Regions from separate parts of the Homo sapiens genome. Here regions 2 and 3 are each linked to region 1. Evidence: chromatin loops called from intact Hi-C (ENCODE). Cell type or tissue: endothelial cell of umbilical vein. All regions are shown on one strand. Region 1 has its middle 8.7 kb from the start of BMPR1A. Region 2 overlaps BMPR1A (bone morphogenetic protein receptor type 1A). Region 3 overlaps SNCG (synuclein gamma).

Evidence for each region. Hi-C counts contacts between places; a loop is a spot of excess contacts. Peaks named below come from ENCODE experiments on the same cell type or tissue, not always from the same donor. Only the 100,000 strongest peaks of a DNase experiment are listed, where the experiment ranks them.
Region 2: a loop joins it to region 1, with 4 times the contacts of the local background. A loop is called at or near these places in 16 of 110 quality-filtered maps.
Region 3: a loop joins it to region 1, with 2.4 times the contacts of the local background. A loop is called at or near these places in 3 of 110 quality-filtered maps.

What each region holds. Positions count from the first base shown.
Region 1 is chr10:86,746,644-86,749,143 of GRCh38, reverse strand. No RefSeq gene overlaps it. Among named protein-coding and RNA genes, the nearest start is that of BMPR1A, 8.7 kb to the left of the region's middle. In endothelial cell of umbilical vein, no CTCF peak of the experiment used is centred here; a DNase peak (open chromatin) is centred at 1,143; H3K27me3 peaks cover 326 bases.
Region 2 is chr10:86,871,449-86,873,948 of GRCh38, reverse strand. The region is part of intron 2 of BMPR1A (bone morphogenetic protein receptor type 1A); the gene reads right to left. Among named protein-coding and RNA genes, the nearest start is that of MMRN2, 85 kb to the left of the region's middle. RefSeq lists enhancers at 918-1,037, 1,685-2,246. In endothelial cell of umbilical vein, no CTCF peak of the experiment used is centred here; a DNase peak (open chromatin) is centred at 958; H3K27me3 peaks cover 436 bases.
Region 3 is chr10:86,959,364-86,961,863 of GRCh38, reverse strand. SNCG (synuclein gamma) reads right to left here. Exons shown (of 5, transcript NM_003087.3): 2 at 2,190-2,231; 3 at 1,736-1,863. Among named protein-coding and RNA genes, the nearest start is that of SNCG, 2.0 kb to the right of the region's middle. RefSeq lists enhancers at 575-1,175, 2,376-2,500. In endothelial cell of umbilical vein, a CTCF peak has its summit at 1,256 (motif pointing right); a DNase peak (open chromatin) is centred at 1,273; H3K27ac peaks cover 1,075 bases.

The DNA of each region.
Region 1 (2,500 bases):
CAGTGGCTCACCCCTGTAATCCTAGCACTTTGGGAGGCCAAGGCAGGCAGATCGCTTGAGTCCAGGAGTTCCAGACCAGCCGGGGCAACATGGCAAAACCCCATCTCTATAAAAATTACAAAAATTAGCCAGGCATGGTAGCACTTGCCTGTCATCCCAGCTACTCGGGAGGCTGAGGCAAGAGGACCCCTTAAGCCCAGAAGGCAGAGGTTGCAGTGAGCTGTGATCATGCCACTGCACTCCAACCTGGGCAACAGAGGGAGACCATGTCTCAGAAAAAATAAATAAAGAGTTGTTCTGTTGTTACACTTGCAATAACACATCATACTCATGAGATTTTAACTATGTATACCATATGTCATCAAAACTAGGGTACTGTTTCGTTGTGGGTTTTTTCCACCCAAAGAACAGCATGGATACTGTTGATTATAAGATCCATCATTATTTTATGTACAACTAAGGAAGAAAAACCTTGCCAGTTAAACCCTGACACGTTAATTAAGATATCGCAATTCCAGAAAGTTTCAAATGTCAAAAAAAATGTGCATCTGAGAATTAATGAAATATGGTGTATTTTAATGCATCTAGAAGGTGAAGCAATGCCATACAGGCCAGCATTTGAAATGTTAAATTTCTGAGTTTTTGATGTATAATCTTGTTATGCCTGATTCCTGAATAGCCACACTGTGGATGATACCACAAAAGCAGAGGCAGTGCAGTTCAACTGCATGTAAACATGTAAAACAAACAAAAGTGAATAACATGATTCAGTCACATAACGTTTGGAAAAAATACCAGCATCAAGTCACGTGCTGGATTATATTACAAATCAAAAATTAACTTTTTTTTTTTTTTTGAGATGGAGTTTCACTCTTGTTGCCCAGGCTGGAGTGCAATAGCACAATAAAAATTAACTTTTTGACAGTTGCTTATACTGAAAATGTGTGATGACAAGACGAATCAAATTTTAGATGTTAACACATAAGTTATCTTTGGAGAAGTCAAACTAAACATTCAGAAAAATCTCAGCAGTGCAATAGAATGACTTTACATCTGTCCCGGAAACTGAACAATAGTGCTTGTTGCTTATGAGGCCATCAGGAAAAGCCAGCTGTGGATTTCTTTCTAGTACAATTAATTGCTTCCGCTGTATATAAAATTGAAAGAATTGGGTGCTTTAGTGCGGAAAAAGGATATCCTGCTACACTGCTCCTATTTCCTCACAAAGGCTATTACTGAGCCTTTCACCATTAATTCGCATGCATTGGATTATCCTGTGATGAAAGGCCAAAAGGCTTTTCATTTTTATAGTCTCTTATCCTATTTATTTGGCACCTCTCTGGAGATACCTGCTCTTCTCCCAAGACCAGCTAATTGCTAGGATGTCAGAAGGTGGCTAATGACTGACTTCCTTTTCAGAGACTGTGAGCCCATCTCTTTGCTGCTTCTTGGGGTGGCTTTTCTTATTGCTGAGAAATATTCTGCGTTCTGTCATTATTTGAGGTAAAAAATGCTATCTTTTTTTTTTTTTTTTTTTTTTTTTTTTTTTTTTTTTTTTAAAGACAGAGTCTTGCTGTCTGTCACCCAGGCTGGAGTGCAGTGGTGTGATCACAGCTCACTGCAGCCTCAACCTCCTGGGCTCAAGCAATCCTCCCACCTCAGTCTCCCAGGTAGCTGGGACTACAGGTGCATACTGCCACATTCAGCTGATTTTTTTGTATTTTTGTAGAGACAGGGCCTCCCTGTATTGCCCAGTCTGATCTCGAATCCTGGGTTTAAGTGATCCTCCCACCTCAGCCTCCCAAAATGCTGGGATTACAGGCGTGAGCCACCGTGCTAGGCTCAAGACTTTGTTCTTAAGGCTGAGCTGAGCAGGTCAGAATCTACACCAGCACTGTCTAATAGAACTTTCAGTGAAAATGAAAATGTCCTGTATCTTCCCTGTTCCAACACAGTAGCCCCTAATCTCATGTGGTTATTGAGCATTTGATATGGCTAAACAGAGAAACTGAATTTTGATTTTTATTTATTTTTAACTAATTTAGAATTTACACAGTCACACATGCCAAGCAGCTATTGTATGTACTAGCCAGTGCAGGTCTACATGAAGGATATATAAAAAAATCACTTGATGGTCTCAGTGCACACAATGGGCAGGGATTGAGGGGTTGGCATTGAAAATGCAGCATCTCAGCTAAGTGCAGTGGCTCACGCCTGTAATCCCAACGCTTTGGGAGGCCAAGGTGGGCAGATCACCTGAGGTCAGGAGTTCAAGACCAACCTGGCCGACATGGTGAAACCCCGTCTCTACTAAAAATATAAAAATTGGCTGGGCATGGTGACGCACGCCTGTAATCCCAGCTACTTGAGAGGCTGAGGCAAGAGAATCTCTTGAACCCAGGAGGCAGAGGTTGCAGTGAGCCAAGATCGCGCCACTGCACTCCAGCCTGGGCAACAGAGTGAGATTCTGTCTCAAAAAAAAAAAAAGGAACAAAGAAAA
Region 2 (2,500 bases), 120 kb before region 1:
TACAGTGAGGTATCATTTACACGTGTATGTTATATGTAGCTTAGTTCTAAAAATCCCTGCAATCTCTTATTTCTGTAATATAAAATTGTTTCCCATTACATAATGCTGAGAGAAAAAGATGTAAAGTCTAAAATAACTATAGAATAATGTCTGCCACATGATTTAACAGCATTTCTTTGAAAACTTCTTGAAATAATTCAACTGTCATTCTAAGGATATATGTTCCAGGTTTCCAATTCAAGAGAAGTTTCCAGTGTATTTCCAATCCTAATCTCTCTTCCTCATTTCAATTTTCCCACTAAATATTTCTACTAGAATCACACTCCACCTGTCTAAATCAAACCCACACCTTTCTTTCTTGCTCCTCCACTGGCTACCACTCTCCAGTGGATACCATGCCAGAAACCCTGGCTTTGGTCCTGCCTCCCTTGCTAGGTCTCCACCCCTCCCCAAATTTTCACTTATTAATTTACTCACTTATTCACCAACAACATCTTTTTTTTTTTTTTTAATTTAATAGGGGTGGGGGCGGTGGGTCTCGCTATGTTGCCTGGGCTGGTCTCAAACTCCTGGCCTCAAGCAATCCTGTGGCCTTGGCCTCCTCCCAGAGTGCTGAGATTACAGGTGTGAACCACTGCAACTGGCCTGCATCTGGAGTACGTATTACCGACCCAGTGTTAGGTACCAGAAATACAAATATGAGTATGGTTGTTCCTGCTGCAAGGAACTCACAGTCTTGGGCAGGAGACTGACCGCTATGCCTTGTTACATCTTTCATTGTCACTGTTTCCTCATTGGTTTATTTAAAGCTAATATGTGGCCTTGTCTCATTAGAGCCACAACCAAGGCACCCTGCAGAGCTGGCTGGCCGTGAGACTCTAAGTGCTTTCCCTTTCAGAGGAAAGGACTGTGTGTGAGTTCCTTCCGCAAAAACATCCACGACCCTGCTACCCTGGCATAAGTTCAAATTCTGGATCTGCCTTTAACTTAACCTCTCTGAATTAGTTTCCTCATCTTTAAAACTGGAATGAGGCCAACTGTGGTGGTGACCGCCTGTAATCTCAGCTGTAATCCTGGGCTCAAACAGGATCACTTGAGCCCAGAAATTCCAGGCTACAATGCACTGTGATCACAACAGTTAAGAGCCACTGCACTCCAGCCTTGGCAACACAGCAAGACCCCATCTTAACAAACAAACAAATCTGGAATGATATTTATTAACTGACAGTTATTTTGAGAACCAAATGAGATAACAGCAAACACATATTTAAAATAATTTTTAAAATAAAAAATTAAATAAATTTAAATATTTTTAAACTTAAGGAACTCATATAAAATAATAGCTAACACATATTAACCTCTATGTGCCAGTAGTCATAAATGCTTTGCATATATTAAGTTATCAAACCATCAACCAACTTATTTAAAGGTTAAATTATTATTTTAATTTTACAGATGAAGAAACAGGCAAGTAGACTTTAAGGAACTTATCAAAGATCACACAACAGGTTAAGTGGCAGAGTCATAATTAAAATCAAGGAGGTCTGATTCCAGATTCTACATGTTAACAACTATCCTATACTTCCCTGCCTGATTTTATATATATTATATAATGTAAATACACATTTTAAACTATTTAGGAGAGCCTGGTACATAGTAGGTGCTAAATAGAAGTTTCCTCCTCTCATCCATGTTTACAACACACTTGCCAACCTGGCAAAGGAAGTCACTAACAGGTGCTATCCATAACAATTCAATCTGCAAGAAATTTTTATAGACAAAAAAAGCTGTGATAACTTGTATGGAGAACAGCCATCAAATCTTCCCTGACTACGAGCTCAATACGTATTGGTATTGATGACAACTCCTAAGACATGCATGCAGTCTGAGAATGAAGGGAAATGCTGCTGTAATCAAACAGGACAACCATCTTACTGTATTCCACCTGGCCAGGCCTCCTAAGCACTTGAGAGAAGAATGACAGGAATGCAAAGGACATAGCAACCACTCCACTTGAGATACAACCAAAAGAACCCAGGGACTTTGCTCACAGAGTACATAAGGAATAAAGTTTGAGAGCATCTTTGTCAAAGACATGACCAACATGATAGAAAGGGAGACTGGACTAAATTTTTTTTTTTTTTTTGGAGGCAGAGTCTCACTCTGTTGCCCAGGCTGAAGTGCAGTGGTACAACCTCAGCTCACTGCCTCCTGGGCTCCAGGCAATCCTCCCACCTCAGCCTCCTGAGTAGCTGGGACCACAAGCACGTGTCACCAAGCCTGGCTAATTTTGTATTTTCTGTTGAGATGGGGTTTGCCATGTTGCCCAGACTGATCTCGAACTCCTGGACTCAAGCAATCCACCCGCCTAAACCTCCCAAAGTGTTGGGATTACAGGCGTGAGCCACCACCGCCTGGCCCTAGACTAAATAATCTACGTTATCCCTTCCAATGCTGGAGTCCTATGGAAACAGTGTTCTTGCCGTTGAATTATTAATTT
Region 3 (2,500 bases), 210 kb before region 1:
GGGGATACTGTCACCTCTGTGTTGCCCCAGGGCCATCCTGCCCCTTGGCGGAGTGGGGCATAAAAGGGCAGTGCTGTGCTGGCGGGAGTCGGCCAGGCTATCCAGGGGCAGGGCAGGTGGCCACCTGCTGAGTCCTGCTGCCCTAAGGCTGATGATGAGGCCAGGGGTATGAGTGGTCAGATAGTCCCTGCTGAGGCCTTTCACAGTTCACTGGGAGATGAGTCGTGACTGGTTTTGGGGTGTCACCAGGAAATGAGTCTCCCTCGAGGTGGCTCCAAGGGCTCACTAGCCCTGCTCCGGGATTCACAAGGAATGCCCGGGCACCCTCACCCCAGGGCCTCTTTTGCTGGGGGTGAGGAGGGAGGAGCCCCCTGGGGCTCTATGTGTTCTGCCTGGGACACATGATGATGATGATGATGATGGTCACCTTCCTCTGCTGGGTGCTCACATAGACCAGGAGAATTGCTTCATGGAGGTCATGGCCCTGCCTCATCACACAGCCCAGGGAGGCCGACACTCTCACCCCCATCTTGCAGATGAGAACACGGAGGCCCAGAGAGGTTCCTTTGCTTCTCAAGGTCATACGACGAGAAAGGGGAACTAGGAGAGGGAGCGGCTGCCAGCTCCAAGGACATGGAGACCCTGTGCTGGCCCTGGAAGCAGACACCTGGGCATCGCCCCAGAGCCAAGAGGAGTAGGGCAGCCCCCACCCTTCCACCCACCCACTCCTAACGCAGGGATTCTCAGTGCTCAGAGCCTCAGACTCCACCACCTAGGAGGCCTGGAGCAGGTAGGAGAGCTGGACACTGCTCCCCCGCCCCACCCCCAGGTAGGAATCCTAGCCCAGGCCACCACTTACACTGCCACAGGGTCTCTCAGAGTACAGGCTGCTCAGGGGAATTCCAAGCTCACATGAACTAGCCATGGGACCTTGGGCACATTAATCTCTCTGGGCCTTAGTTTCCACACCGTCTCATGGATTTTGTGTCTATTAAATGAACTAATAAGCGTACAATGCGTAAAGCAGAGCTTGCTGTGTCACAGGTGCTGGGACAGCTCACCCAGCCAACACCCGTCCCTGGGGTGCGCCCCACTGCTCCTGTGCTGTCTGCTATTGGGCCGCACACGCATGTGTACATTCACACGCATGTACACCCACACATTCTCACAAATGCACCCACATGCTCACTCAACACACGTGCACACACACACAAAGGCAGCTGCAGAGGGTAGGGTCAGAAGCAGCACTGCTTTCTTACCACTAGGGGACGCTACTTCCCTGAGGCTCCCAGCAGGAGGCAGCTGCCCCGCCCAGCCCAGGGAGGGAGGCTAGGCCCTGGGGGCGGGGCTGGTGCTACTCAGCCCCCGGCCTGGTGACCACTGCCCGGGAGGCTGCCTGTCACCGTGTGGGATCCTGTTTTCACTTATAAAATGGGGTGTCTCCTAAGTGCTGAGAGCCGTCCGGAAGATGTGGTTTTGAGCCTCACTTTCCTTGTCTATGAGATGGGCTCCCAAGTCCCCCGAAGGGGTGGTTGTGGTGATTCCAGACCCGAATGCAGGTCGAACAGCAAGCATGGACCCCACCCCATGCCGGCGCTCAGTGGGTACTGAAACTGAAGCCAGCCGCAGCCCCCCGTGTTGTTTCCTGGGGTGTGGAGTGGAGTGATGCCGCCTCCGCCCAGCAGCCTTTCTGGGCCCAGGAGAGGACTGGGCAGGTCTGAGGGCCGGGGCTCACCTTGCGCACCACCCCGGAGGTGACCGCGATGTTCTCCGCCTCCTCCACGGTCTTGGTGGCCACAGTGTTGACGCTGCTCACCACAGCCTCGCTCACGGCGTTGGCCTGCTCCTTGGTCTTCTCGGCCACTATGGGAGGACACTGGCTGGCCTCCACCCCAGCCCCAGCCCCAAGGCAGGCCTGCTGGAGTCAGGCTCGCAGCCCCTTCCCAGGAGCTCAGAGCCCTGGCCCTGCTGGGACCCTCCCCTGCTCCCTCTGACTCCAGGGCACCTCTGATGCTGGTGGGGGTAAGGAGACGCCCACCCTAGTTTAGCCTCATGGTCTGCAGGGGTCTGTAGGGCTTGGGACCCCAGTTGGGGGTAAGGCAGGACTCTAGGTTTGAGCCCCAGCACTAGGATGCAGGAGCCCCAGGGGTCCTATCCCCCATGTGTCCCCTGGCCCTGGGGCTTCTCACCTGAGGTCACGCTCTGTACAACATTCTCCTTGGTCTTGGCTCCTGGGGAGGAAATGGAGCTGTCAGCCCAGACCTCCCTCGAGGTGTTGGGGGCGGTCAGGACAAACACAACAGAACAGCTGGACAAACTGTGGGGTCGGTGGGGGGGTAAGGATGGTGTCTGGGGGCCGGCGGCCCCTTCAGAGGGCCTCTTCCTGCTGTGTCTGGAAGAAGTGGATGGATGGGAAGGGGACAGGACAGAATGTGGGGGACAAGAGAGAGCAGGCCTGAGGTAGGGACACTGGCTAGACCCAGGGTCCAGCCCCTGCCCG